Regions from separate parts of the Homo sapiens genome. Here region 1 is linked to region 2. Evidence: read pairs that join two places in POLR2A ChIA-PET (ENCODE). Cell type or tissue: MCF 10A. All regions are shown on one strand. Each heading gives the region's core, and the rest is flanking DNA. Links, peaks and the distances in the headings are about the cores only. Region 1 overlaps STXBP4 (syntaxin binding protein 4). Region 2 overlaps HLF (HLF transcription factor, PAR bZIP family member).

What was found. ChIA-PET counts read pairs that join two places held together with the same protein. Peaks named below come from ENCODE experiments on the same cell type or tissue, not always from the same donor. Only the 100,000 strongest peaks of a DNase experiment are listed, where the experiment ranks them.
Region 1: POLR2A ChIA-PET joins it to region 2 with 5 read pairs; 1 of 35 experiments calls an interaction of 5 or more read pairs at or near these places.

The regions. Positions count from the first base shown.
Region 1 is chr17:55,166,855-55,182,886 of GRCh38, reverse strand. STXBP4 (syntaxin binding protein 4) reads right to left here. Exons shown (of 18, transcript NM_178509.6): 18 at 9,255-16,032. Among named protein-coding and RNA genes, the nearest start is that of HLF, 90 kb to the left of the region's middle. RefSeq lists an enhancer at 10,368-10,417. In MCF 10A, for the core only: no CTCF peak of the experiment used is centred there; a DNase peak (open chromatin) is centred at 10,066.
Region 2 is chr17:55,268,239-55,284,270 of GRCh38, reverse strand. The region is part of intron 2 of HLF (HLF transcription factor, PAR bZIP family member); the gene reads right to left. Among named protein-coding and RNA genes, the nearest start is that of HLF, 11 kb to the right of the region's middle. RefSeq lists an enhancer at 1-169. In MCF 10A, for the core only: no CTCF peak of the experiment used is centred there; DNase peaks (open chromatin) are centred at 7,650 and 10,520.

The DNA of each region.
Region 1 (16,032 bases), core at 5,410-13,409, 100 kb after region 2:
AAAGTTTTCATTTTATCTTTGTTCTTAAAAGCCATTATTGCCAGACATAGAATTCTAAGTTGGCAATGTTTTTTGTTGTTGTTGTTGTTTTCCTTAGCACTTTGTAGGAGTAATTCTATTGTTTTTTGTCTCTTATTATTTCTGTTGACATGGTAAGTGGTCTTTTTTTTTCTGTCTGCTTTCAATATTTTCTTTTTGTCTTTGTTTATTAGAAGTTTTACTATGATGTGTCTAGATGTGGCTTTCTTTGTATTTATCCTACTTGGGGTTTGTAAGCACTCTTGAATTTATGGCTTAATATATTACATCAGTTTTGGTAAGAATTCAGTCAATGTATATTCAAATATTTTTTCTAACCCATTATTTCCCTCTGTATATTCTGAGACTCAAATTATACGTTATCCCTTCTCATTGTACTTCATATTCTCACTGTACTTCATATGCCCTTTAGTCTCTTCTGTATTTTTATTCTTTTGTTCCTTCTTGCATAATTCTGGATGTTTTCTTCCATTTCCCTGTTTTAAGTTGTGCCTAACTGCTGTTAAACACATCATGGAGTTCTTAATTTTGGTTATATCTTTTAGCTCTAAAGTATCCCCTTTTCTGTGGTTTCCAATTATCTGCCAAAATCTCGAATTTCGTCTTTTATCTCCTTTATAAGAATTGCTAAAGTTTGTGACTAATAATTCCATTATCTAGAACTCTCTTTTTGCTGTTTTCTCTTGATTCTTGCCTTGTCTTCTCATGTGCTTGGTTTCTTTTTACCACCTGCTGGATATGGTAGTATGAAAATTAAGAAAAAAGAAAAAGATAATTTGTGTTTATTTATGGAAGATAAGTAGGGGCACTAGAATCTTTGAGTTATATTGATCCAGTTTCAGGGACTGAAATGATTTTAATCTTGTCTTCAGTTTCTGCAAGGGTTAATCTTCCACTTTACCCTTACTCATAGGATGTTGAGCCTTTAAAGTTCCAAAGATTTATCAGTACCCCTTTGGTGGGCTCTGGACTCCTCCTACTTTTGTCTCTTTAACGCTAATGAATCTGTTAAAATTTCTGTTCAGTAACTCATACCCTTACTCACCCCTTCTAGAATCAGCAGATACCCTAAGGGTAAATAGGCTCAAATGTTTAACTTATCTCTATTGGTTTCCATCTTCTTTCAGATATCAGTCTTAGCATTTCTCATTGCCTTTTCAGCTTTCCAATGACTTTAGCGATTATTTTTAAGTCCGGATTTTCTAATTGTCTTCAGTGGGAGTGTTGGTTTGAACTACTTAGTCCACCATTTCAGATGCTATTTAATTATCTTAAAAATTAAATTTCCCTTTCTCTGTGCTTCTTATGGGAACCAAGGAGAGGGATGCAGTTCAGGCTTGGGCTGTGAATTTTAAGGTGAAAATAACATTTTCCAGGGCCTGAATGAGATATCAGCAAAAGAATTGTGACAGCACTCCAAAGGGAAGGTGAAATTTGAGTAGGAAAAATTCAGCATTACTGCTTTATCCTCTCATTGTATCATAGGTGACTCTGTTTTTCCTATAATAGAATACAATTTAATTTAAGATTTATTTAAAAAATTTGTACCTATAATTACAACTACATTCTAAGAAGGCTGATTATTGATAGCATGAGGACTTTTTCAAATTGCTAAGCACCTTGGTAGTTCTGAATATTCAAGAATGGTAGAAAAACTAGATAAGTCTGCAAAGTAGCAGAAGAATTTAGAGTCTTATGTGACAATCAGATGAAGGAGCTGAGAAGAAACAAAGGTGAAAGGTTAAGAAGCATAGGTTGCTAGTGTGATAGAGTAATGTTATGAGTTTAGCAAAGTGAACCTGCATCTGTCTCCACCTCCATTCCCCCAAATGTTAGTGAATTGAAGTATACTCAGCTCTTGTAGCAGAAAGTAAAAAATGGATTGTTTTGTGTCAGTTGACATGATGTAGGATGAAGTCTTGGAATAGGAATCTAAAAGGAATTTTGACTTCTATAGGCCATACAGAGCAGGTGCTATCCACCTTGACCTCTGAGATATGCCTAAAATGGTCTTTCCTCTTGTCTTAAGTCTCTTCATGGGAAACTCCCCTCAGTAAACCTGAGCCAAACCTAAGTTTCTCTGTGATGAGGGAGGCTTTCTGTCATATCACATTATTGTTCCCACACTGGTAATAGTGAGGTGTTACAGCTTAATGACAGAAAGCATGGTGGTCTCAGAGTTCAGAAACCAGCCTTTCAATTCTGATTCTGTTTCAAATGATTGTAGAGTTGGTTGCCTTACCTGTAAAGTCTCCATTTCCTCATCTCTAAATTGTAATTCTTTAGACTGGTGGTTTGCAATTATTTTCTGGGGATTCCTTTGTTAAAGCAAGGTCTTAAATACATACATAAAGCAAGTAAAAAGAACTCAGGTTGAAGTGTAGGGGTGAACAGGGACAGAAATCTCACCCAACCTCAAACTCCCCAACAAGGCTTCACAGAGTATCGTTTGATGACCAGTGGACTTGAAAGTTCCTATAGTTCTTTTAGTTCTAGGTTTCTCCTTATGCAAAGAAGAACAAATGGCATCTTTCAGTTGTCCCCAAACAGTAGCTATTTAAGAAAATATTACTACTTTTTCCTTATGGAGGTGAGAGGAAGAGAGTGGAAGAAAGCTCACATTTACGACGGTCTTATCATGTGCCAGACATAGAGCCAGGCACCTCCTTAACCTTCATAATGACTCTGTTGAGTTGGTTTTGTGCCCAATGGAGGAGGCACCTGCAGCTCAGAGATGAGTATTTAGCTCAAGGTAACAAAGCTAGTATGTGGCAGGGCTTCATGTCAAGCTCAGCTCTTTCTCACTCCACCACCAGACATGGAGGTGGTGGGTAGAAAGTGGGCACCTTAGTAAATGAGATATCGGTTTGAGTCAAGGAAAATTCCATGGAATATTTTGTGGTATAGATATATACAGTTGACCCTTGAATGATGCTAGTGTTAGGGGTGCCAATCTCGCCACACTGCTGCAGTCAGAAATCCACATATAACTTTTGAGTCTGATAATAACACACTGATAACATAAAGTTGATTAACACATATTTTGTATGTAACATATAGTTTATACTATATTCTTACAACAAAATAAGCTAGAGAAAAGAAAACATTAAGAAAATCATAAGATAAAATACATTTACTACTCATTAAGTGGAAGTGGATCATAATAAAGATCTTCATCTTCATCATCTTCATATTGAATAGGGAGAGGAAGAGGAAGAGGAGGAAAAGGAGGGGTTGGTCTTGCTATCTCATGGGTAGCAGAAGTAGGAGAAAATCCATGTATATGTGGACCCATGCAGTTCAAATTCATGTTGTTCAAGGATCAACTGTATATAGCTTTTTGCCTTCAGATTTGAACTCATTTTTGTTCAGTTTTATATAGGAGAGTCTAATGAGATGCCTGCAGCCCAAGGATGTGCTTTCTTTTAGTTCATGGTCTAAGCTCTTCTTTGCTTGGTTACCTATACTCACAGGTCTAGTCTGAAGGGTTGGCAAGAAGCTGTTAATTAGGCCCCCTCCTTTATTTTTTTTTCCATGCTCTAGGAATCAATATGAGACATTCCTTTATTTCTGAATTGCTATCATATATTTCCACTTTTCCCCAAGAGTATTAAATAGTCCCAGTGGTAGTAACTCTTGCCATGAATTAAATGTGCAAGATGTTGAAAAATTTCCTAAGGGAAGAAAAAAATTATATGTAGCTTTGATTTCATTATGATTATACTGATGATTGGTTTTGGTTTCGGGCAATGTGGAAAGGGCTAGACAGATGTAAAATACCAGATCTACAATAATAACAATCACAATAATATTGCTAATAAGGCACTATTTAGTGTGATTTTATATGTCAACTTGACTGGGGCACAGAGTGCCCAGATATCCTATTAAACATTTCTGGGTGTGTCTGTGAGGGTATTTCTGGGTGAGATTAATATTTGAATGGATAGAATGAGTAAAACAGATTTTCCTCCCCAGTATGGGTTAGGCCTCTTCCTCCATTGAAGGTCTGGATGAATAAAAGCTGAGTAAGAAAGATTTCTTTCTCTCTGTTTTTGAGCTGGAACATTGATCTTCTCCTGCACTTGAACTGGACCTCAGCTGTCCTGGTTCTTAGGCCTTCAGACTCATACTGACACTATACCACTAGCTCTTTGGAGTCTACTGTAGCTTGCAGATAGCAGGTCATGGGAATTCACAGCCTCTTTAATCATGTGAACCAATTCCTTACAATAAATCTCCTTATATGTATAAAACAAATCTATATATCTCCTATTGGTTCTCTGGAGAATTCTGACTAATACAGTAAGTGATTGCAGTATAGCAGGCACTGTACTTAAGTGCTACACATAACTTATTTAATGTAATCCTTCACAATCTTATGAGTGAGAGGTCTTTGATATTTGCATTCTGCAGATGAGGCTGACAGCAGGTAAGTAACTTTATTAAGGCCATATAGCTTGAATGGGGGACATTCACAAAACCACATGCCATGTGGCTTTAAATAGTTCAATGAATTTATCTGAATTTATGTGTTAAATGGGGACAATAATGCCCACGCTGAAGAACCGTCAGGATTAAATGAGATGATAGGTGTAAAGTACTTGGAACAGGGTGGGGTGCATGGTAGGGACTCAGAAATAGTAGCTTTTGCTACTTTATTTCTTATTTGTGTTAACAAAATTTAGAGGCTTTGCAGCTTGTGGAATAGATCTCATTCCTCTAACATGATATATCACCAACATCTGAATTTGATCATTTGTTCATCTCCATTAAGCTCCAATGATATTTCATGTTATCCTCGGGAAAAATGTGATTACTGTGACATTTAAAATTCTGCACAACCCAGGGAGAGGGAGGACGCACACATTTGAAAACAAGAGGAAATCCTGGTTAGACTGTCATTAGACAACTCCAGGTTGCCATAATTTAGGGAGTGGAACAGCTGCAAAGGTCACCAGGAGGTGCTTTGTTTCCCAAAAGGTGTTTGGTATTTACTTTCACTCAGGCATGTTCCTTCTGCTCTGATAACCATTGTCATCTTCCATTACAATAAAAGATGTCAGAGGGATTTTTACAGGCATATGGCATTGATTTAGTTTTCCCCTCTGCAGTCATAAGAGTTTGAAAAATGAAAACAAAACAAAGCCTCACTCAGCCATTCATCAATTCCTGTTTATTGGACAGCAATCATGTGCCACACAGCCAGGAGGACAGAATCTCCATTTCGAAAGTGATGGAATGAACAACCTCCTTTCAAAGTGTTGGCTCTGGTGTGCTTCCTTCTCCATTTCCTCTCCAGTCTTTGCAAAATGAGTCAGAGGACTACACAGATTTCCTTGGGAAATTAACAATATCAGCCACATTTTCTTTTCATCATGTTATTTGGAATTATGACTGTGCTTTCTGGTTGCCAGAGCCTGTTCACGTCCCTTCACTGCTTGCAATAATCTAGTGAGGTAGGCAAGACAGGCCTGATTATTGCTGTTGAACAGGTGAGGGCGCTAGGCTTAGGGAGGTTGAGACACTTGGCCAGGGTGTTACAGCCAGAGAAGGGACCAGTCTGAAAATTTCCTCCACTCTTGTTCCTTGCCCAGCTGTCCTCTACACCTGGGAGTTTTTAAAAACAAATCTTATTATGCCATTGCCCTGTGTTTCAGTCAGGGTTCTCCAGAGAAACAGAACCAGTATCTTCATATGTATCATTATAGGTACAGAGATAAGAGGGAATTTATTATGGGAATTGGTTTGTGTGATGACAGAGGCTAAGAAGTTCCAGGAGATGCCTCTGTAAGCTGGAGAACCAGGAAAGCAGGGGTGTAATTTGGTCCCAGTCTGATGTCCTGAGAACTGGTGGGGGCCAATGATGAGACTCTCTTCTGAGGCCTGAGAACTAAGTGGGGAGGTGGGGATAGGGTGAGGGTGGGGCTGGTGGAAGGCCCAATCTGAGTCTCAAGGCCCCAAAACCAGGAAATATTATGTCTGAGGGAAGAAGAATGATGTCCCATCTCAAGAAGAGGGAGAGAGGATTCTCCCTTCCTCTGCCTTTGCTCTGTTCAAGCCCTCAGTGGATTGGATGATATTCACCCACATTGCTGAGGGCAGATCTTCATTGGGTCTACTGATTCAAATGCTAATCTTTTTCAGAAACACCCTCACAGACACACCTAGAAATAATGTTTTACTAGCTATCTGGGTATCCCTCAACACAGTAAAACTGACACATAAAATTAATGATCACACCGTACTTAAGATCTTTTGTGCCTCACCCTTACTCTTAGGGGAATGTCCAGATTTTTTAACATAGCTTATGAGGCCTTTTGGCATCTGAGCCCTGCTTACTTCTCCAGAGTTATTTCAGGTTATTCCTACTGTCCCCACCTGGTTGCCCACCTGAAGATGTGCTCTGTTTACATGGTTACACTGAACCCCACAGCATCACTCTGTCTCATCACCCTGACATTACTCAGGAGGCTCTCTCACCTTTCCTCTTCTCCACATGCCTCGTCAATATCTACGAATCATTTACATTTCTGTTGAGGCATAACTTCCTCCAAAAAGCCCTCGCAGACCACTCTTTCCTGAGTTACATGCTTCCACTATGTGCGTCTGTCACACTTACTTCCTCCCCTGTGCTGAGTTTGCCTTCTTCTCTGCTTCACTTGACTGGCTGTAAGCTCTGTGAGAATAAGAACTGTGTATCTCATCCATGGGCAGCATCTGTGCCCCTAGAAGGTGGGCGATAATTACCCATCAAAAAATGAATGGTTTGTTTACTCACCCATACTCATCTTTCTCAGATAGCAGACCTCCTCTTGCACATGCGTCAGGAATCACTGGATTACTCCTGTGCCAATTATTCCCCACCTGCCTCTCAGTTCCATCTGTGATCTTGTCTGTGCCTCAGGAGGAAGTAGAGACCTATAGATTGTCTCCCCTGGGCTCTCCTGCTGAATGCTTTTGGGTTGGCTTCCTTCTAGCAATGGGAAGCTCTAAAGCAGAAGGGAGGATGGGAGAGACAAAGGAGGGAGTGAGATTGGGATGGCCTCATCTCTTTCTATCCTTCTTGCTTTGACACTATATTCCAATACTAGCTGCATCCCTCTGCAACTACAGCTCTGGCAGGGTGCCTGATCCTCCACGGTCTCATTTTCAGTGGTTTCCAGTGACATTATGTTCCCCTTTGTCCCCCGACTCTAAAAGCAGAGAGATAGCTTCCAGCCTCCTGCTAGTTTTTGGGTGCTTCACCATCACTTGCTTGTTCTTTGACCCCTCACCACATATCTATGAGCAGCGCCTTCATTTGGACCATCTGTGATGGATCCTATTTCCTGCAGGGTTTCTGACTGATAAACTCCTCTGCTTGGTGCAGTAAGAGAATGATTTTCAAATAGCCTGGGCTGGTTTCTGTCAACTTTAGATTCTTGAAGTTAATTCTCAAGACAGCTCCAGATTGCTGCCTTATTATACAGACATAGACAAAAATTTCCAGAAGGCTTGCAATAAAATTTCCACTCTCTGCTTAATTTTCAGCATTTCTGCTATGAGCATCAGCAGGTGTCTTTAGATTTCAAAAATCACACTGTTCCAAGCAGATTTGGTATCTATACATCTATATAATTCAGTGGTATAGAGGTCTCTCCCCATGCTTAGGAACTACTCTGCAGTGTTCTCAAATTTCCTCCCAGTTCATTTTGACTTCCTGTCATTTGACTCCCCTAATGGTTCTCTTATGAAGGCCACATCCACACTCAAAAAATGTTTGTTGGAATGTAGGGTCATTAGTGTGAAAGGAGTTGCAGATGCCATGTTTTGTTTGTTTTTTTTTTGAGATGGAGTCTCGCTCTGTCGCAGGCTGAAGTGCAGTGGCGCTATCTTGGCTCACTGCAAGCTCCGCCTCCCAGGTTCACGCCGTTCTCCTGCCTCAGCCTCCCGAGTAGCTGTTTCCCTTTAAAATCCTGTGATCTTATAAATGACATTTTTTAATAGATTAAAAGTTGCATTATCTAAGAGGAATATAGGAATGGAGTGAATTGTGATAGGTAGATATCTGGGATCTACTATAACTTGGAGAAGGCAGAGCCATTCTTAGATCTGAAAACCCTGGCTTAGAAACCCAAATCAGATCACTCTGTGGTCTAGGCCAACCTAAACAGAACCTGAGGTGCAGGGAAGTTGTATGTGTGTAAACTGGTATATAGGTGAAATATGGAAAAGTTGAATTTAGACAAGAAAATATTTGAAAATCACATATCTGACAAAGGACTTGTATCCAGAATAAAGAACTCTTAAAACCCAGCAGCAAGAAAACAACCCAGTTTAAAAAAATGGGCAAAATATTTGAACAGAAATTTCATCAAAGAGGATAAACAGATGACAAATAAGCAGATGAAATGTTGTTCAACATCTTTAGCCATGAGAAGAATGCAAATTTAAACCATGATGAAATACCACTACATACCCATGAGAAAGGTTAAAATAAAAAATACTGACAGTACCAAGTGTTGACAAGGGCATGGAGCAACTGGAACTCTCATACACAGCCGATGGGAATATTAAATGCTACAGCCATTCTAGAAAACAGCTTGGAAGTTTCTTGAAAAGATAAGCAGGCAGAATAACATTCTCCCCTACAAATGCTCATACCCTAATTTCCAGATCACATGAAGATGTTACCTTGAAAAGCAAAAGGGATTTTGCAGATGTGATTAAGAGATGAACTTTGAAATGGTGAAATTATCCTGAATTTTATCATGGTGAACCCAATCTAAGCAAGAATTCTTAGAAGCAGATAACCTTTCATGGTTGGGTCAGAGAGAGAGATATGACAATGGAAGAAAGTTCAGAGAGGATGAGAGAAGGGTTAGAAAGAGATGTACATGAAGGGACTGGACTTGACTGGCCATTGCTGGCTTTGCAGGTGGATAAAGGGGGTCAAAAGGCAAGTTCTATGACCTCAAGGAACTGAACCTAAATGGATTCTCTCTGACGGCCACCAGAAAGAAATACAACCCTGCTGATAATTTGAATTTAGCCCATTAAGACCTTTCTGACCTACAAAACTGTAAGATAATAAATTTGTAATGCTTAAGTCACTAAATTCATGTAATTTTAAAGGGCAACAATAGAAAACATATATATCACAAAATCAAGAAATCCTACTTGTGGGTATTTCATCTAGAGAAATGAATACTTATGTTCACACAAAAACCAATACGTGGATGTTGATAGCAGCTTTATTCATAATCACCAAAGCCTAGAAACAACCCAAATGACTTTCAGTGGGTGAATGGCTAAAGAAACTGTGGTATATCCATACAATGAACTATAACCCAGTAATAAAAACAAACTACTGATACACACAACGATCTGGATGAATCTCAAAGGCATTATGCTGGGTGAAAGAAGCCTGTCTCAGAATGTTACATAATACATGATTATTTATATGATATTCTCGAAAAGGCAAAACTACAGTTACGGAGAATAGAGCAGTAATTGCCAGGAGTTGGGGTGGGGAAGGGTGTGTTATAAAAGCATAGCAGGAGAGCACTTGAAATGATAAAACTGTTCTGTATCTTGATTACGGTTGTGGTCAAATAACTAGACATGTGTTAAAAATTCATAGAACTCTGCACTCCCCCAAAAGTCACTTTTTTCTGCATTAAAAAATAATAAACTTTAACTATAACAACTCAATGACAAAACAAGGCAAAACAATGAAACAAATCTCATTGCTGACACAGCTTTCTGGGAATTTCCAATCCTAGAGAATGAATGTATCACATACATGGTTGGGGAAGGAGACACAGTTACTTCTCTTTCCTTTGTGCCCTGGAAGCCCCTCAACATCTTTCTAGAAGTAGAAGGTGCTCCAGCAGGGGTTTTGGAAACTTATCTCAGTCTTTTCCTTTTCCAGTAAAAGGAGGAGCTGGCTTAGATAACCTCTACAGTCCTTCACAGCAGGTAACTAGAACTCAGCTCAGTCCTTGTGTAGGTGCAGGGTGACCTACCTGTCCTGGCTTGCCCAGAGCTGAGGGAGTTCCCAGGATTTGGGACCTTCAGTTTACAAATCAGGAGTTAGTTACTCTAACATGACTCAGGGAAGTCACATAACTCATCCGAGCCTTAGTTTTTTCTCATATGCAAATTAGAAATAATGCTTGCCCTATCTCACCAAGTTATTACGAGATGCAAACTTTAAACTGTAACTTCTATGTAAATGTGAGTTGGTGGGATTATTACTAACTTTTAGAAGAAATGACTTAGGGACAGTCTTCAAATTTGGAAAAATAAAAGTATTATTAAAGGAAGTTATGCAGTTGAAATATGTGTGTGTATCTGACTGCAGCATTGTTCAGTTTGCAGTTTCAGTTTTGAGGCTATAAGAATATATGCATCCAAGAAAGTAACTTTTGTTTTTCATAATCTGCTGAAGTTTTAGTTACCTGCATTCCAGGACAGGCTATGGCAGTGAACCTTGGCTACACATTGAAATCACCTAGAATCCTTAAAACACAGGTGCCAGGGTCCTATTCTCAGAGAGTCAGGGTTAATGGGTCTGGGGTTTGGCTAGGCTTTGTAAATTTTAAAATCTCTCCAGGTGTTTCTAATGTGCTACCAAGAGCCTCTTAATATACCAGACCTGGTCATCGCCCACATGGGCTTGCACCTTTAAGATGGTGCCACTTGGAAGTTTGTTCTTACTACTAACCCAGATGAGTCAAACCTTACCTACAGTTGAGTGAGCTCCCTCCACAAGAAAAAAGTCTTAGATATGCCTCTAAGTGAGAGGACTTCTGATCTCAATAGGGCAATAACTCACATCTACAAAGAATGACCAACAGTGGGACCAGTCACTCAGGGTAATGACACTATAATTATTGCTGTTTTTATTATCCAAAGGAGGACAGTTCTGGATTGGGGGATGTATTAGTTTGCTAAGACTGCCAAAATAAAGCACACTAACTGAGTGGCTTAAGCAACAGAAATGTATTGTCTCACAGTTTGGAGGCTAGAAGTCCAAGGTCAAGGTGTCAGCTGGGCACCGCTCCCTCTGAAGGCCCCAGGGGCGGGGGAGGGAGGGTTCCATTCTAGGCCTCTCTCCTAGCATCTCCTAGGTAGTTCCCTGGCTTATGGCAACAGTGCCAATTTTAGGACTTCAACATACAAATTTTGGGGGGACACAGTTCAACCCGTAACATGAGAGCAGTCAGTTTCCATGTACATGGCACCATGTATCTTATTCAGGTGTACTCTAAAATACCATGATGGGGTATGGTCAAAACGGACTGGAATCTGGCCTAGGCTTCAATGGGGAGGTATTCCCTGGTCAGCAAGGAAAAGCTACAGAAGGTTAATTCACAGATTATTCCTTATAGATAAATCAATAATCTTGGCTGATGTTAGATGTTTTAAAAACTCAGCCTTAAGCAAAATAAGAATTAAAGGAGTTAGTAAGTTCCCCCTCAATAAGAATATCTAAGCAAAATCTTGATGAGCTATTGGCCAGGGGTGCTTTGGAAGGATTCTTTCATTTGAAAGGTGGTTGGACTAGAGGAACTTACAAATTCACCTCAATTCTAGGATTTTGTGCTTCTTGCAAAGACTATTCAGAGGCACACCTGATGTTTTGTGGTAGAGTTCTGCACCAGGCACTATATCCAAAAGAAGGACACTTTAGACATGGCTCTAAGTCCAAAGAGTTAATGTGAAAATCCTAATGATGCATCAACTCTGCTAAAATCCATTGCTGGTTTTACTGCACAAAAGTTTTCAAGGCAGAAAAAAATAGGTCCAGGATCTTTGACAATGGCAAGATAAAGACGGTAAACTTAGATGTCCTGCAGGACTGCTCAACCAATGATACTGCTCTGAGATAAGTTGACATCCATAATCACAGAATTGGCCCCAGTCTTTCTCTGTCATGAAACTTGGCCCTCCCCAGACAATGAAAACATAAATATCACATCTGTGACAACTCTAGCATTTCTAGCAGGAAAAACAAATCCTGAAAAAGCATCAAATGCAGTGAATCTGACCACACAATGGTAAAATAGTTATTTCAATAAAGATTTTCATTTCAAAAAATGAATTTTTTTGTTGTTTCCACAATAATCAATTTAGTTATTGACAATGCAGGTCAGGCCTCATTCATGGCCATAACATAATCTCTGATCTTTCCAGTCCCTACAACACTACAAATTTTCACAGGATTATACATAGAATTCTAAAGCAAAATAATCCTAGAAAATATAAGTGGAAATAAAAATATATAATCAAATCAGATACACTTTTTTCATACACAATAAATCATTAGCATTTTTTCTTATAAAGGACAGGCTCACTGTAGAGTAGTATGCAGAAAAATATAATAAATAAAATAGATATCACAAATAATGTCATCTAATTTTTTTTCAGATCTTCTATGGTGTTTATATATACAATACTGTTGGTTTTATATTGTATACAGATCTGTTTCCTGTTATTACCACTTGATGTTATTATTGTGATACTTTCTTGGTATCATTAAACATTAGTAAACATTTTCTATCATGTTAGATACCATATTTTATTTAGACATTCCCCTGTTTTCAGGAATTTAGGCAATCATTTCTATTTTAAATCATGCTTTAATAAGCCTTTTAAGCATTTTTTTATTTTGGTCTAAACTTGGGGTCATTTGTGAGGATAAATTCACAGAAGAAGAAATTTTTAAGGCCTTTGATAGATGTTCCAAGACTGCTTTCCAGAATGTTTGTGGTGATTTATAGATGTCCTAAGAATATTTGAGGATATCTATGTCATGTACCTGCACTAACATAATTACTGTGTTTTAAAAATACTTTGGTTTTATTGTATCTTAAATAATTAATCAATAATTCTAAGGAAGCCTTATATCATAGGTGAGAAGGTTTGTTTGAAATTGGCAAGGAGCAAGGTACATGAGGGAGTTTGCATTGTCCACAGCCTTAAAGGTTCACTTCACACAGTAAATACTACAAAATTATCTGTCTTGGATTGTTTAGACATTCAATTGCTTGAATGTCCAGGGACAAACCACTTGATCTCTTCTAAGTATTTCATGTTAGGGTTTTTAGAAATAGCTTTTAACACAATTTTGATTGAAATAATTTTTCAGAAAGCCCATTTCACTTGTTAAGGCATTTCATCTTTAGCTGAATTTTAAGTATGCTATGAGATAAACCAGGAACAAGGAGACTTGATTCTCTATACCATATTTTATCGATTCTAAGACACACATTTTTCACATCTAAGCGTCTTTAGTATTTGGATGTATAATAGGCACTGCTAGCACTTTCAGATCCCTCTACCACTCTCATGCATGACAGCTCCCTGTGCTTTCACTCTCAACATTCAGCACCTGCACCTCTTTGTTGGACGGCTGTCCTCAGGCTACAGGAACATGCTTTGACTGCATTGCAGGCTGGAAGCACCTGGAAATTTACACCCACCCCCACCCCCACCCCCATTCAATAACTGATGGTGCAGAGGTATAAATACTCTGGGTTCTCTGGCCTCTGACTTGAACCTACTGTAGAACCTTTTTGTCTCTAGGGCTCTCCCGTGGGAGTGAACCAAAGTCATCTCCAGAATAGGCTTTGCTTGACATCACACTTTTTGTGGGTTTTTTTCCCCCTTTCCTTTGGATCGGTTCTATTTCTCTATTTCCCTATTACTTTTCACCCTTGGGCCACTTCCTAATTCACATAAATCCTTATGTCAGAGGAATTAAACATATTACAGGAAGTGTCTTACAATAATTGATGTCCTGCAGTTACTGTCAGCCAGGTGGTCATAGTGATATGGTTGTCTTTGCCTGTGCATGCATGAATTTGGTTGTTCTTTCCATGATATGACTGGACTGTTACTTCTTTACTTTTTGGTCAATAAACCATTTAAGGACTATTGAGAAGAGTATGAATCCTGATTGTTATCTAAAATTTTTCTATTAAGTCCTTTTGCCAAGATAAAAAATGTGCCAGCATCAGAGTTGTAGAATGGATGTCTAAGACAGGGAAAAAAATCTCAGAGACTGCAGTAGAATATTCCTTTAAGAAATGTTATTTATCCTGATGGCAGAGAGGGTGTTACCGTGAAAAATTGTGGTTTATGACAACTCTGATTCAAAAAAGAGATGCAGAAAGAGTTCAATTCTGAATGTACAGAGCTTTGTAAATATCATAATTAATATTTCATTCTCTTTTACACACATGATTTTTAAAAATCTATGCTGAAACAGTTCTCTTGTATTTACTTAAAGGCGTATAAGATAAAAATTCTAACTACTAAGTCATATTTTAAATCTTTTTTTCATTTTCAGTTACACACAAAATAATGATGGGTCTTATAACTGATGAAATACTAATTGGGAATATGGTACTTATAGAGACAGAAGAAATACAATCAATGAACAGTCTTAATTGGAAAAACTAAGGTAACTTCATAGACTTCTCACTTTCCATTTGTAGAGAGAGTTCTACTGGTAAATGAGGAACCACCAGTATTTGGTCATATTTTTGAAATTGTGTAGATTTTATTAAATATTTCTTATTCCTCCAATACGTGTGTGTGTGTGTGTGTGTGGTGTGTATATACACACAGATATATATATATACACACACACACACACACATATACTAAGTGTATGTGTGTGTATGTATGCATTCTATTTCCTTCAAATTTCCCTTATATCGAGTACTTTTATCAGAGAAGTAATCCATGCATTTAATTTGGTGCCAACTTCTTATTTTTGTGTGGTAATCACCAAAGAAAAATAAAAGCTGGCATTAGATTAAATGCATAGATTACTTCTCTGAATGATAAAACTGCCTAAAGAAATAGAATCTGCTCATAAACATCTTTTCATATTCCATTCCACAGAAATTTCTGACCTTACCTGTCTATATTACCTATTCCTATAAGGTAACTTTATTATCTACTCAATTTGTTTTGTCTTCCTGTTGTCTCTTCTCGTGTGTGCTGATGAAAGATGAATTTCTCCACTGTGAAACAGAACAGTCAAGCAATTCCAGTGGGGTTACTTATAGATGAGATAATTTCTGCAATTTCAGAGTTCTGTGGCAATACATAGCTCCCTTGTGCCAAATCAATTCTTCAGTAACATGATTAATTAACCCATAAGAACAGAAGTTTGCTGCTGCTCTGAAATGCACTAACCTTGTATTTTGGTTTCAGGCTTTATCTACCCTTCTATACCAAAATCATTCTGTGGTATTTCTTCAGAACCTTGGGCAAATCAACAATGTGTGAGTATGTGCTTTACAATCCTTTTACTGCGATCATACTGTGAGTTTTATGGCCCAACTTAAGTAGCATACACTTCCTTCTTCAGCAAAATCCATTATATTGTTCCCACATTAGTGGAACTAGTTAGTACAGACATGCTTACTTAAACCCCCACCTCATTTCCTTCTTAATTCAATCTTTGTTTCCCTGCCAGAAGCAGGAAACAGCTAAAAGAGTTTTTTATGTTAATGTTACATTTTAAATTTATTTTGTAAACTTTTATTAGATTTTACTGTGTCATGTCTTGCATGAGAAATAAAAAATAATATATGGACTCTGAGTCAGTAATAAAGGACTCACAGTCTACTAGGAGAGATGACACATGCCCTACTTTCCTATCCAAATTAATTACATATATAGTGTGATTGATACTTTATTAAAAGGTATGCAGCAATAGGGGACTGCGGTAGGATTTCAGAGTTGGAAGCCTTCCAGTTAACCTTCTCAGCCTCTAGGGTTTTAGAATAAAATACCCCAAAGCCAACAACAGATAAGAAACAACAGACCATCCTGGCCAGTATTCTGTTTTCCCATTTCCTTCCCACCTCCACCTGATTTACTCACCTAGCTACTGATGTTGAGTGGAACAGCCACAGTGAGAGAGACCACTTAGCTTTAACCAGAGTTCCGGTTTTCATTACCACATGGAGAAAGAGAAGGTAGAACCAG
Region 2 (16,032 bases), core at 4,553-12,552:
GGATCCCAGGGAGCACACAGTAAGTGCTCAACAAATTGCAACTGGTTGATTATTTCCCTGGTGCAGTTCATGGATTTAAAGTTAGGAGGCTGGAAGGGCTCAGAGACATTTGGCTGGCTATGTTAGAAACATACTGGGGGAGCTGCAAAAAGCACTACACTCCCCCTCAACCGTTCTTTATAGAAAGAAAAATCTGAAGAGTTCAAACCTTACCAGGAAAGCAGATCAACAGCACAAAAACGCAAAGCACGTTCCACAGCTGAGGAGAAATAAACTTCAGATTATCTGTTCCTTTAGCATGGATAACTGAGAATCACCTTCAATCCTAAACAGACTGGCAAGTTCTCCAAAGCTTCCTTAAAGAAAGTGGCTGCACTTTGATTTTGATTTCAAATATCAAGAATCGCAAGTATGGAGTGTACGGCTGACTGCCTACCGAGGACGCAGTTTCCCTGGAATCTGCAGCCATGACCTCTGGCCACAGGCAGCTTACCAGGGCCTGTGGTTTGTGGCTGCCTCTGCTGGATCAGTGGCACCTATGCCTGTGCTTTACTGGAGTATCCATGGACTTACGTGTTGGAATTACAGCTTCCCTCCACCTTGCAATTCCTGTCTCGTGACCAAGGAGCTGAATCAATAGACTTCCTTTCTTCCATACCCTCTGTTAAGCTAATCAGAATAAGCCTCCTTCAGAGAGTAAAACATTATGTGCTGGAGGCTCAGAAAACACTTTTCCAGGACATCGGAAGCAACACCGGCCTGAGTCCTTGATCTGCTGCCCAGTAGAAGGACAACTACTAAAGGATCTTCCAAACCTGCTCTGGCAGGACAGCAAACACCAGGCACCAGTACTGCCCCACCCAAGCCAAGGGCAGACATCACTAATTAATCACAGAACTCTTCACTGAGCCCAGACCGAGCCTCAGACCCTTTCAAAATGACTTCTCAGGCACCTACTAATCCATCAGAGCCAGTTGCAAGATGAAACCTACTATCACAGGCAGGTCCTACAAACCTGACTCCAGCCACCTAGAGGAGCAGCCAAAGGCCCCCTCTGGCCACTGTCCTCCTAGAAAAGTTGCCATCAAAAGAGCCAGCAGTGGGCCCTGGGGTGTTTCCTTCTGTGGGCTTTCCTTTTTTTTTTCTTTTCTTTATAAAAAAATTATTTTGTCTGGCTAGTAAACGACCACTAAGAAATCCAACCGTTGGAGCAATGATTCCAGCCAGATAATTTATTTTCAGGGTTGTTCTGGAATGCTGAACACCAGAGAGAATCTGGTGGTTTCCATTCGGCATGAAGACCATTTTTTAAGGAAGTAACTAGCTTGATTATTGTTGATTTTTTTATTCCAAAAGGTGTCAAATGTTTTTTGCTTTTCAGCGTTAGTTTTTAAACTCTGTCATCCTTTATGAGTGGAAGAATGTCAGATTCTTAATCCATCTACTACTTGGCTTGGGAGCAGCTCCATTACCCCCAAGAGGCTTTAAATTTTTTTAGACATTCACCAAAATGTGAATGTTAGTCGTCTTCCAGCACATAGTAGTCTTTGAACACAGAGTCGTAGAGCTAGAAACAGCACCTACATTTTATAGACAAGAAAAATTAGGCTTTGAGAGATTTGGTGACCTGTCCTGTCCAGAGACATCTAATGCTGACAAACTGGCTTTAGAACCTAGATTGGCTGACTCCAAGTTCAGTGCTCTTTGGAACTGGCCTACCTTTGAAATTGTTGCTACGTGTTTTCCATCTCTTGCCGCCTAAAAGCCAATGGAAATAATAATGGACATTGATGTAAACTGTTTGGTCAGTTTTCTATTATGACATACTTGTAAGTTAGAAGGACGTAGATTATTCCCATTTTACAGATGAAGAAGTAAAAGCCAGAGAAGCTGAACACCTAAGGTTATACTTGCAATTAATAGCATAGCCAGGACTACAGATTAGATCTCTTGTGTTCCCAAAGCAGCATCACGGAGCTTACAAAGACCCAGTCCAGCAACTCAAAAACCTGGAAGCAAGACTCCAAAGATATTAACTACAAGTGCATTTTAGAACGTGGCCTTTAAATACCAGATTCGGACTCCGAATTAAAACTCACTGGGTGACAATCCGAGTAGGCACAGTCCCACATCCTTTTTACTGATAGCTTGTTTAATGTAATTTAACTTGCATGACAATCCTGCAAAATAGGCCATCATGTTCTGGATGAGGAAATGGGGGCTCAGAATTCAAGTGACTTGCTCAAAAGTTTCCTGGCTTTTCAGTAGACCCCTGATTCCAAATTCAATTTAGCTTGGTGACTAAAGGGCCCCACAATCACGTGCCGATGCTATTAGGACTGTGTTTCTCTGAATATCTTTATCAACGCCTGTTATTTCTGCCTTGAAAATGATTTCATCCTGATCTCCATGGTTTTTGGCCACTGAGATATGCCCAAATTTATTTTTAAGCTGCCTGTAGTCAGAATGGAAGGGCTGATGGAGAAAAAAAGAAAACATACTTTGGCAATGTATTCACAACATTCAGTCCTCTTGGGAACAGACTAAATTCCAGGGACCAATATCATTTCTAATATGAGTTGATTTGCTACAACTACTTACAGTCAGTGTTTAGGACAATGCTGGTTTTAACACATAATGGCTATTGCTATGATTTCATACTGAATTTATCTGATTTAAACTTAGGAGCATTGTGTTCACTCTTTTATAAAAGGGGAGACAGACTCAGAGATATTTTTTGTTTTGTTTGTTTTGTTTGAGATGGAGTTTTGCTCTTGTTGCCCAGGCTGGAGCGCAATGGCACGATCTTGGCTCACTGCAATCTCCGCCTCCCGGGTTTAAGCGATTCTCCTGCCTCAGCCTCCTGAGTATCTGGGATTACAGGGACCTGCTACCACGCCTGGCTAATTTTGTATTTTTCGTAGAGACGGGGTTTCACCATGTTGGTCAGGCTGGTCTCGAGCTCCTGACCTCAAGTGATCCACCCTCCTCAGCCTCCCAAAATGCTGGGATTACAGGCATGAGCCACTGCGCCTGGCCGCGACTCAGAGATATTTGATGGGATACAAAAATATGCTGAGGGAGCTTTAGCTGAAATTCAACATCCCTCACAAGAGGCTAAAATCTTGCCTAGTTTCATGCTGATGTACTTTGTAATCCCTCAAGACTGCTGTACCTTTAAAAGCCTTACCCTGCCACATCCACATGTACAGTGCACAACATACTGTATCAAGCGTGACCCATGCCAAGGGCCAAGAACCCCACAGCTGTAATCTAGCTGGAAACCAAAGTCATACCAGGTTAATCTCAATTCTTAAATCGATCAACTTCTAGTTGTCCCCTTTGTGTAAAAACCGTTTTTAGACATTTCTTCCAAATAATCTATTTTTGTTTTTACAATTTCCTTGTATTTCCATTTCACTTCAGCAGAAGAGTCCATTCTTTCCTATCTGGACCCCTCTCTGCCACGTTTCCCTCTGGTACAGAGAAAGGAGAGTTAAGAATTATGTATTTGAGAGACTCACACTAAGGAGAGCAGAAGGCCAGGGAGTTTTGTGACCATTGAAAACCCATTATCCTGCCTCCACATCACTCAAGAGCCCATCAACAACAACTAGAGGACAGCCAGTTCACTACTTTATGGCCCAGAAGTGTCACCAAGGGTAAAAAGAAGAAACCTAAAACACAAATCTGGCAGTATGTTGGAAAGGCTCTAGAGCACCAAAGGAAATGTATTCTAAATTCCCTTTCACCCTTACCCACTCAAGATCTTCCAGGCATAGCACCAGAAGACATATGCAGGCACAGCAGGGCATATGGAGATGGAAGACACAGCCAGGGCTCACAGAGCATACATCTATTCAAAGAGCTATCCAAGAAAGCAGGCAATTACACTGTGACATGCTAGGGTGATAGGACCACAAATGGTGTTTGAGGTGGGATGTATCTTCTCACAGGTGTAAAAACACAGGGTGCTCACCTGCTGTATCTCTTCCTGATCCTTTCTTCCCTGCAATAACTCAAAAGCAGTTTCCAGGCCATCACTGCTATAGCATTGCTGTAACACAAGATGTGTTCCTACTTAAGTGTCCATAAAATAGCCATGGAGGTGGAAGAAGAGAAGGAATAGTAATTGTAGAATAAAAATAAAACTGCTGAAAGCTGCCATTTATATACTGAGCACTGTTCTAAGTGCTGTACATGTATCATCTCATTTACTTCTCCAGGAATCCTCTGAAGCAGGTATCAGCACCCTCACTTACAATGGAGGGAACAAATGCAGAAGAGTTATATGGCTGGTAGATCCCACCACCTTTGCGGGTTGGCCGATGACATCCTCTCTGGTGGCAGGTAAATGAATGAAAATAATATTTTGGTTCCATATACTTATATGAAAATTTAATTTTAAAGATATGAAAATTGAGTGGTGGGGGGGAATGGAGAAGGGGACAGATGGAGATAACTGGCAACAATTTGGTGGGAATGCTAATCTGAATTACTGAAATGTCAGAATGAAAAAAATTCTTTTGCTATTCACTAATACGCACTTGTGGTTCAGGATATTAATTTATATATACACAGTTAAAATCTTTAAAAACTATTTTGTCCTCAAGTTAACTCTGTGTCCCAAAATTATGTTTGCATAATTAATCTGTTTGGTAATATTTTTTCTTTTTAAATTAAAAATATATATATATAATGTAGAGATGGGGTCTCACTCGGTTACCCAGGTTGGTCTTGAACTCTTGGCCTCAAGTGATCTTCCCACCTTGGCCACCCAAAGCACTGGGATTACAGGTGTGAGCCACTGTGCCCAGCTAGTAATATCTTTCTTTATAAAGAAGACAAAGATATAAATTTTAGTTTAACCAATTCAAGATAAAATGATCATAAAATCTCAATCAATGCAATGCTACTGTCAGGCAAGTGAGAGGTTCAAAGGAGAAATAAAATAAGTAGACCTAAATTGCTTCTTTATACCTAGTTTGTGTAATACTGAATCTTCCTGTCATCAGTCTTCCAGGAAGCCAATAACTAAATATCATTATCTGGCCTACTATGTTTGGGTAAATTTCACTTATAATGTTAAAAATAACTTTTTTGACATGAATATAAATATTATTTTTAAATCATTTAGTTGTCACTGCCCATTTGAAATAAACATGCTTTAGATTTTATGAGGAAAAAAGATACTCACTTCCCCAGGAAGGTGTACTAATACAAAGAAATCAATCATAATGAAATGAATTTTATGAAATTCTTACAAGGTCAGTTCTGCAAATTTCTCTCTTCTTGTCTTCAGGAACTCTTTCAAGGCTTTATTTCCATCTTTACATTTTATATTACTTACTCTTTCCTCTATAAATCTTTCAATGGCCTTTGGCCTTTTAAAAACAATACTATTTTGATCCAGTACTAATTGGATCTGAGATCTCTGTCCTGTTTTCATAGTTCTCTAGTAAAAGCCTGCATGGTCTCCTTCAGTGTTACTAACTCAGCCCACATCATAATGACTAAGGTGAATTCAGTCTTCTGCTCAATCCTCAGGGCAGGCTGAGTTTAACTGTTTGCCACTATCCTTAAAATAACCCCTCATATCTTGGGGTATTGAGATTTCTGTTCTGGGTAATCTGATTACTGCATATCTAGATGATCTTGTTCATCTGGTTTGCTGCATTGATTCCCATTGGTCAGGGCCTGGTGGCATCCTTCCCCCAAACAAACCTTCGCCACTCAAATCAATTCAAGAGGCATTTATTGGGTACAAATGGACAGGCGTGCTTAACTCTTTCCATTAAGTGCAGAAGCACTTAGAGAGCAGTGATGAGACTTTCCTGCTCTACTGTCCATGCCTGGGTTCCACAGCAAAGACACCACAGCAGACTGTTACCCAGAGCTAATTAGAAAAGAAAGCATTGCTCTTCCCCACTCAAGGAATTTCTGCCAAAGCATTTATTTCTGCTGATCCATTTATGCAATTCCACTTTCTAAGAGAACATTTTGTCACAGATGATTTAGTGTTGTAGCTCCCTGAAGCATCTTTCTGTAGCATGCACTCATTGTTTTTAGGAATCTAGGGTCTCCCAGGCAAAATTTGAGAGGCAACAGGGTTTAATAGCCACAAGCCATGTCTCATTATAAGACCTCAAATTCCAAAGCATTCTTCCAAAGATCATTAAGGAAACAAATCCCAGATTAAACTTCTAAAAACGAAACTTTTACGAACCCTGTGTGACAGGGGAGCTGTGTAGTTTTTCAGGAAAGAAAATGAGATTGGATGGGTAGTGAGTTAAGAGAGTAACATTAGTTTGTAAAAGTCAGAAAAGAAGGAAAACCAACATTTTAGGAATTTCCACATTCGGTCATGGAGTCTGTACCCACCACAAGCCAATTTAACAGAAACAAATACTATAGTTTCTCCCCCAGCAGACACTCGATTCTGCCAACACTCCTGTAATTGTCTACTCTATGTAGCTGGAGGTGAAATTGCCCACCTTGACAGCTATTTTCTATTTAAGTGAACTAGATTGGGTTATGGCAACTCTTTCAGCCTTCTGAAATCTTGGCTTGATATCAGAGCACACTTCAGGGGGTGCTTGAGCAAGTCATTTCATGCACTTGACATTCAGCAGTCCAACCCCCCCCAATCCGATCCCCTCCCACAATGTCCCTTTCCTTTACTAGTACTCCCAATATGAAACACACACACACACATCCCATATCTAAGCATGATGTACAGTTCTGTTTTCAGGGAAGAAGGGAGCCACAAATACAAGGTCAGGACTCAAGAATGCAAAACTGTAATAATGACTCCTTTGTTTCCCAGGAGTAAAACTGATTTAAGCTAGCCAGAAACTTGGCTAAGTATTTTTAGCTTGATATTACTGCCCCAGGTAATCCTTACAATCAGGTACTATTTGTATCACTGAGACATTAACCTTCCCACCCCCACCCACAAACCCAAATGCACGCATGCCCACGTACACATGCGCGCGCACACACACACACACACACACACACACACACACATACACATAACATCTGGTTCAATATACTTATTTGCAAACCTAGTAAGCTGTATAAAATAGAGGCATTTAAAAGTGATGAACGTTAATGAGTTGGGTTTATTAAAATCTATTTTTCTACTCCTATGAGACCAGGCCTGCTTTTGGACTTTTAAATTCTGAACCAGTCAAATCCCTCAAACTATTTCCTTGCCAAAGAGTGTTTCCCCCAATCACCAAAATTATGGGTTTTATAAATGAAACCTAAACCCTGTGTTTTTGAATTACTTTCTCTAGATCATTAGAACATCGTGTTTTGAAAAGCTGTTTGATGTTCAAGGGAGAGTATTTATTTTCAAAATAATAAAAATAAGGAAATCCTGGCTTGCCAGAGGAAACTATTGTCAAGTTTCTAAAAATGTTTCAAATCCAACCTTGAACTCAAGTGGAAATGTTCACATGCACTTTCCTGCTGAAAAACCTTCAATGGCTCCCTATTGCCTACTGGATAAAGTTCAAGCTCTGCAGCCTGGTACTCATGAAGTTGTCAGCCTGACTGGCACCAACCTCTCTGACTCATCTCCCTGACTCCTTCATATGAATTTTCTGCACCAGCCAAATTGGATCTACACCCTGTTGCCTAAAACACCCTGTGGGCATTCCTGCCTCTATAACTTTGTGGGGCATTAACCTCTCCAATCTGGCTCTCTCACCCCTCCTTCCGGGCCCATCACAGGCTACAACTCTTCCAAGAAGCCTCGCCCCAGGCACCTTTGCCTTGAGCAAAGGCTTCTTCCTGTGAGGTCTGGCAGCTCTTATTGGCTATACTGCTCCCTTATTTATATTCATTTTCTTGATTAATCTTTCAACCTCCTCTTTTCAGCAGATATTGGAGGCCTCTATATACCCGTCATTTGACACTGAGAACATGCTAGTTTGTCCTGTCACTCATCACTTTGCCTAAAAGTCTTATCTTCCCTACTAAATCACTGTCTCTTGAAACTAGCAGCCAAATTGTACTCTTGTCTCTCTTCCTCAGGGTGCACAAATCAAAACACCAAAGCACAGAGCAAAAACAGATGCTATTTCTGGGACCATACACCTTGCTCTTCGCCTCCTAAAACCTCCTCTGTTGCTTTCTCTTTAATTTTTAATTTTAGATACAGGGTTGCACTCTGTTACCCAGGCTGGAGTGTAATGATGCAATCAAGGCTCACTGCAGCCTCGAACTCCTGGGCTCAGGCGATCCTCTTGCCTCAGCCTCCCAAGTAGCCAAGACTACAGGCACGTGCCACCATATCCAGCTAATATTTTTAAAAAAATATTTTGTAGAGATGGGTCTTGCTATGTTGCCCAGGCTGCTCTCAAACTCCTGGTTTCAAGTAATCCTCCCACATCAGCCTCCCAAAGTCCTCTGTTGTTTTCTAATCATGGTATCATTTCTTAGAGAAAAGTAACTGAACTGACTTATGGTAAAGGCTTGGCTACTATGTACAGGGCACCAAGCTGGATCTTTCTTGCACAGTAGCTTTAGAAAGCTCACAAAAACCCAACAAGGATGTTGCTTTGCAGAAGAGACAATCAAGGTTCAGAAAGATTAAGGATTTACTCATTAAAGAACCCCTTGGGGAGAGGAGGAATTATTATTCTGGAATGCTTATGTAAAGTCTTGCTTGCAAGCCGGAGGATAAACTGAACCTTCTCCTTCTGAAACACCATAACATACCTTTATGGTTTCCTTACCCCCAAGGTCACTATATTGCCTTTAAATATAATTATTAATGTCTATTGTTAAAAATTCAATGGTAGCAGTAACTGACTGATCTATTAGCAAATATGACATGGAAGAAATCTAATCAAGAACTTCTTTGGGCAGGGCACAGTGGTTTCCACCTGTAATCCCAGCACTTTGGGAGGCCAAGGTCGGTGGATTGCTTGAGCTCAGGAGCTCAAGACCAGCCTGGGAAACATAACAAAACCCTGTATCTATAGAAAATACAAAAATTAGCCAGGTGTGGTGGTGCATGCCTGTAGTCCCAGCTACTTGGGAGGCTGAGGTGGGAGGATCTATTGAGCCTGGGAGGTTGAGGTTGTGGTGAACCATGATCGCGCCACTGCTCTCTAGCCTGGGCCACAGAGCATGACCCTGTCTCAAAAAACAAACAAACAAAAAAACTTCTTCAAAATGCATTTTGTTTATTTAATCCCATGAGCCAGGAAGAATGAGTAAAGGGTACAGTTAGCTACTCAAGGTCACCTAAAATTCAAAGGCTAAGAGAAGGGCAAGCAAGACTTGGCAGAGAAGCAGGAGAGAAATCCAAATTTCTTGACCAGTGTTCTTAATTAGCTAGGAAGGGAAAAGTATCAAGACTCTTTCTGAGCCCCACGCTTGGTCCTCCCATGGGAAATGAGATTAGATGGTGGTGAAGGTGCTGCTTGCAGCAGCTGTTATTAAGCACTTGCTGTGTGCGAGGCACTGTGACAATTACTCTGCATGCATTGGCTCATATGACCTTCAACAGTCCTATGAGGCAGGTCCAATGATTATTCCAAAGTTCCGGATGAGAAACTGAAAGCTCAGAGCATTTAAATGACTTGCCTGAGATCGTGAGCAGCTAATGAGTGGCAAAGTCAGGATTCACACTCAGGCTGTTTTGTTTATTCAATTCTGTGCTCTAAAAAACATTACTGCTATATTGCCCGTATAGACTGGTGTCTCAAACACAGGACATTCTGACAGACATTGTGCATGGTGAGACAGAGGCACCTAAGTCTGAGGGAAATTTAAATTTATAGAAAAACAGTGGTTTAGTAGCTTTAGGACAAGACATTTGCTGGGGGAGGGCCAAATACTATAATCAATATTAGCTGTGACCAATATTCTCACCCACACCCATTACAGAATCAAACACAGGCCCTGTACCTCTCTAATATGTTATTTTCTACTTTTTTTCATCTTATTACTTTCTCTACTACCTTCCCTCTTACCTCCATTTTCATTGCTGAGACATAAAAAATGATTCCTGGGTAAAAGTGATTAGTGCTAATTGGAAGAGAGGTTTCTGAGAAACCTAATAAATCACGGCTGTCTTCCCCTCCTCTGGCTTTCTACATTAGGATGTTATCAAGGGTTTTTTTCTTCCCACCTCCCCCACCCCCTTTCCTTCTCCTCCACCTAATTCTGTCTTTATATTGCTATTTTTCTAGTCTGGTAGGCACAGTGCTGAACTGGAAAGACTCTGCCAAGACCCTTGGCAGGAGCTGGCCTCCAGGAATCCTGCCCACCGCAGCAGTGCAGAGAAGACAGGGCCTCTGGGCAGACAGGCAGGAGAGAGGGCCAGGTTTGGGGTCTGGCTAGAATGTTGGACAGAACAGGTTTCCCTGGCATCTGAACTGCCCTCCAGAGCTCAGCTTTCTCATGCCAGGGTCAGGATTACAATTGCTTGCTGGCACTTGCTGTCATTCTCCTGGGAAGGGAAGCGAGGGGGAGGAGGGAAAAAAAAAAAAAAAAGCAAGCCAGCACACCACACAGCGTTGGGCAAGCTCCACAGGGCACAGCCACGTGCCTGGAGCACACGGTCATGCAGGCAGGCAGCCAGGGTTGCCAGGGCTCACACGAGAGCTGGGGGACTGGGCACCCAGACAGTGGCTGTTTCCACATTGGCAAAACAGGAGTTGGTAACCCAGAAGCCATGCTGCGGGGTTAACATCAGGGAACCGATTCGTCCCAACCCAGAAGGAAGAGAAAGGTCAGGCTGTAAGTGTTGGACATGATGGGAAAGAAAAAAAATGCATGAAAGCATGTCCTATTTTTGCAGAGGGAAGGGGACTGGATAAATAAATCCCTAAATAGAAAACAGGGATTGGGAATCCAGTCATTCCTTTCTGTACCTCATGCCACTGACACCATAACAGCTGAATGCACCCAGTACTCGTGCAATACACACTGGCCAGACTTGTCACATGCGATCTTATTTAACCCTGCCAAAACCCCAAGGGAGAGGGACCATTTATAATTTCCATTGTATTGACGAGTAAACTGAGGCTTAAAGGGTTAAGAAATTGACACAAAGTTACACGGCAAGCCAGGGGTGGGTCCAGGATGTAAACCCAAGCCCCTGAGCCCAGAGCCTACAATCCTAACCACCAAGTTGCCTTGCTTTCCAGACATACCCAAAAATACCTTTTGCCACAGGCTTGGGACTACTATCCTGTGAATGTCAGCAAGCCTGTCCTCTACAGGGATCCGTGGAGAAGATAAACTCTACAAGAAACAGAAAAATGTCTACCTGTCTCCAGAACCATGCAGACTCCCTCCCCTTCAGGATCTCCTAGCCCCTGATGAATGAACAGCACTTCCAAGATGCTTGAGACACCGGGCACAGCTACTATCAGTCATGGCGCTCCCAACCTGCAGACATTATCAGTCTGCTGGACTGGAAAGATACACGAACTGCACGCCCTTAAGCGGAGCTTCACCTCATAATATTGGGAAAAGTAAGAGAATCCTCTGACCTTCCATAAACCCAGAATCACCTGCACAGAACTTCCCTCCATCATTACTCAGATTCCCAGGCCAGCGTTTTCCTTCCATACCCAAACCTTCTCACAAGGAAGGTCGGCAGAAACAGAATACAAACTCCATATTGCAAAGGTACAATGGGTTCTCCCCCACCCCCGCTCCTTTTGTGCCACCCACTTATGCCATCCTTTTCCCACACACAACCACATGGAAGGGTTTTCACTTTACTCTGTAACCAGCCTTCATCATAACCCAGTCTCCGTGCTCAGAACTAGAAAGACAGCCTTCTTAATTCTCAGCGGAATATGGGCCTAACAGTGGTAGGACACCCCCCAGCTATTCAAAGAAAAACCACCAGAGGAAATAATTTCAAATCTGGCTTTACAAGCATGTAATATAAAAATAACTCTGCCTTTGTCTGCTATAGATGACTTTCCCTAAAGGGATGGCTGTCCTTAAAGCAATCGCTCAATTCTCATGGCAAACAGATTCTTCTTTTTCCAGTACCCAGCACATATTCGTCCCTCCAGGAGAGCACCCCCACATCCCACCTCTGACAGTATCTAAAATGCAAACATTGAAGTCATCAGAATGACTCCTGTCATCTCTGCTGGCCTAGGAACATTCAGGACACTGCACCTTGGATGACCGAGGAGCCCCTGCAGTTAGCTCTGGCCTCCAAGAACCACTACTCTTCCCTTCATTAAGATGTCAGCCCAGAAAGCTTGGTGATCCCACAATAGCCACAACAGGTTTTAATGAATCCCTGGATTGTTTCTTGAAAGAAAACTGGATTTCTTCAGATATTTGATTCATTCTTTGATCAGACAGTTAGAGGAATAGGGATGGGGTGCTCAAGATAAGAAAGGGGTTGGGGCAGTCATGGTAAATAGTATGAGAATTCACAAAAATGGGCCAGGTTGTGGTGGCTCACGCCTGTAATCCCAGCACTTTGGGAGGCCGAGGGGGTGCGGATCACTTGAGGTCAAGAGTTTGAGACCAGCCTGGCCAACATGGTGAAACCCCGTCTCTACTAAAAATACAAAAATTAGCCGGGCATGGTGGTGAATGCCTGTAATCCCAGCTACTAGAGAGGCTGAAGCAGGAAAATAGCTTGGACCCCGGAGGTGGAGGTTGCAGCGAGCCAAGATTGTGTCACTGCACTCCAGCCTGGGTGATGGAGCTAGACTCCATCTCAAAAATAAATAAACAAATAAGTAAATAAATAAATAAATATTCACAAGAATGCTCACCTTGTCATTCCAAGACATCCTTGGGGTAGACCTAGAAATGCATACTTTATCAGCTCATGGTTTCATTGCCCTTCAACCAAACAAGAAGCACTAACACCACAACGGAGCATAGCTCAAAAGATGCATGCTGAGTGAATAGCCAAAAACAATTGTTTGGTAAACTACTCTGCAATTATCTCCTGATTAGCCTGATGGCTTAGTTTTATTAACTAAAGTGTATAATTATGCTCTTATTAATATTCTATTTCTTCTTGGCAACCCAATGTCCCCTGACCTTCTTAAAAGTTTTGCCATAAAGCATTGCAGGTAGTTTATCCATGCGTGTGACAGGGTCCTAAAGTAAGTCCAGATTTTGCTGTCCAAATTGAAGTTCTAGACCAGTGGTTCTCCACCGGGAGTGACTGTATTATGCCCAGGGGACATTTGGTAGTGACTGAAGACATTTTTACTTGTCACATCTGGGGCACTGGGGGTCCTACTTGCAACTAGGAGGTAGGGGCCGCGATGCTGCTAAGCATCCTATAAAGCGTAAGACACAAGATTTACCCAAGGCCGGGCGCGGTGGCTCACGCCTGTAATTCCAGCACTTTGGGAGGCCGAGGCGGGCGGATCACGAGGTCAGGCGATCGAGACCATCCCGGCTAAAACGGTGAAACCCCGTCTCTACTAAAAATACAAAAATTAGCCGGGCGTGGTGGCGCTACACGGGAGGCTGAGACAGGAGAATGGCGTGAACCCGGGAGGCGGAGCTTGCAGTGAGCTGAGATCGCGCCACTGCACTCCAGCCTGGGCGACAGAGCGAGACTCCGTCTCAAAAAAAAAAAAAAAAAAAAAAGATTTACCCAAAACATTAACAGTGCCAAGGTTGAGAAACACCAATCAAGACTGAAATTATACAGCTCCCAGAATGACCAAGGCTACATCTGTGCTCTTCCCTTCTGAGGACTTATTTTCCTCAAGATTAACTTGGTACTTCTATTCTGGTCACTCCTGTGAGCCACACAGAATAATCAAGAACTTTCTCCTTTTTCAGGTTTGCTTGCAATATCCATCCATCAGGCCAACATCTCTTAGAATTTTATTTTGCATCTTTATAATGATCAACAATCTATGAACAGCAGAGTGTTATTTTACCTGAGTTTGGTATTTGAAGACGAGGTTTAACTTTTTTCCTTTTCTATGAGGACTATCGAGTTTTCAACTCCAAGAAGGAAACTATGTTGAAGTGTGTTTCCATTATTTAAAATAAGACATTTAAATGGAGAACTTATTTCTAGACCCTCAGTGTTCCCTTTGATCCCAGTGTCTTTCCACCAGAACCTTACAAAATGACATCCCCTGAAACTCAGGAGTTCTTTGCTATGCATTGCAACTCTGATTGGGCATTCCAAGCCTTCTGAGAGTCACTGATCAATACTGACTCTAATGAGCTCTGACAAATGAGTTTTCAAGCTGCTTCAAATCCCAAAACCCCAATTTTTGACTCTCAGTAGGAACCAAGGTGTGAACACCCAATATGTGCAGGTCTCCTGGGAAAAAATATAGTATTCCTAACATGGTACACATCCTAAATTTGGTAGGGGACTAAGAAATACTTGTCAGTTGATTACAAGTGTTGGTCAAAATACCCCAATCCAGTAACTACTGGGCAAAATCTCCTGACATTTCTCTCCAGAGGAAGGGTTATATACAGTACCTAGTTACCTTACGAAGATATTTCAGAAGACAGGGATTGAAATAAGTAATAAAAGTTGACACATACAACAATGATCACAATTGCTTCCACAAATAGAAGACTCATTGCTAATCAGTTGACCCTTTATACGTATTATCTCTAATTTTCACAATAACTCAATCAAATAGAAATTGTATCCTTCTACAAAAAAGGAAACTGAGGCTCCAAGAAATGATGTTGCTTTCTAAGGTCACACAGCTACAAAGTGGTGATTCTCAGTCTACAGAGCACAATGACCGAGGCATAACTGTGTCTCTCACTGGGGCTCTGTTCCCTTCTCTCCTGGCTGTTTTCCCACTTTGAAGGGTTATTCATTTTGTTGCTTGTTCCTACAAAAAAATTGAAGATAGTGGTACCGCACATTCTAAGTAGCAGGGGATCAGGATCACATAAAGGCATGTTTTCCCAAGCTCCCACAGCCTCCAGGGGTGGCTGGAGGCTAAGAATTAATTCCATTCCAGCCAGTGGCCTTGAGTTATAATTCAAAGTGAATTTTGGAGAAGGGGCCAGCACACAGAGGTCTGAAAGGAGGAACTTCAATATGAATATATCGAGGCAGGGGTATTCTCTTCCTCCTTTACATCATTTCCTTCCATTTAAATCTTGCTCCATGTGCCACAGAAATTTCTACAAGAGTCGAGGACACGGAGTTCAGTAACAATCTCTAGCACAAGTTTCGCATTGTCCTGCTTTCTGTCTTCCCCCACAGCTAAGGCCCTCAGCTCTGTGACCTTCCGGATGATTTATCTGGCTGAATCTTTGTTCCTGGTTACCTGTGCACATGAAATCGTCTTTCTTCCTGTTCATTTGGTACTACAGGGTGCTAAAGGCATGAATTCAAAGCTCCTTCAATCTGTGTTTATATCTGAGCATTAGCAGTGGGTTTTGAAGTACTGGTCATTTCAGGTGATATTTTTGTGTACTATTTCAAGATCATTTACAGCTGACCTTGCAGCCTTGTGGGCTTTGATACAGGTGGACTGAGTGTGATAGACAGATGAAAATGAAAAAAAAAAAAAGATAAGAACAGTTGGGTTTATGGGAATAGCAACGAGAGAGATGGAGTCTGGTCCTGAAGAAGGCTCAGAAACACAATATGAGAGCCTGCTTTTAGATTCTACTTCTCAGCTAATGACAAAACAAGATGAAAAGGATGGAAAAAAAAATACCTGCCCCATATCCCTACTCACATTTTTTTTCCTTCAGGACAGACAAGAGTGAATATAGGTAAACCAAACCCTATTGAGAGTCTACCTGTTATCTACGTGTTTAGGGAATGAGGAAAAGAGATACAAGATGCGATGGAGGCTTAAATTATCCAAATCATTAACTGTAAGTTATTTCTTAAACTGCAGCCCTTGGATCAGCTGCATTAGAATCCCATGGGGGAGCTGGTTAAAATGCATATTCCTGGGCCCTCATTCCAGACTTGCAAAATCAGAATTTCTAGGGGTAGATACAAAGAGTCTGTATTTACCGGACTCTCCAGATGAGTGATATGGATGCTCATTAAAGTGG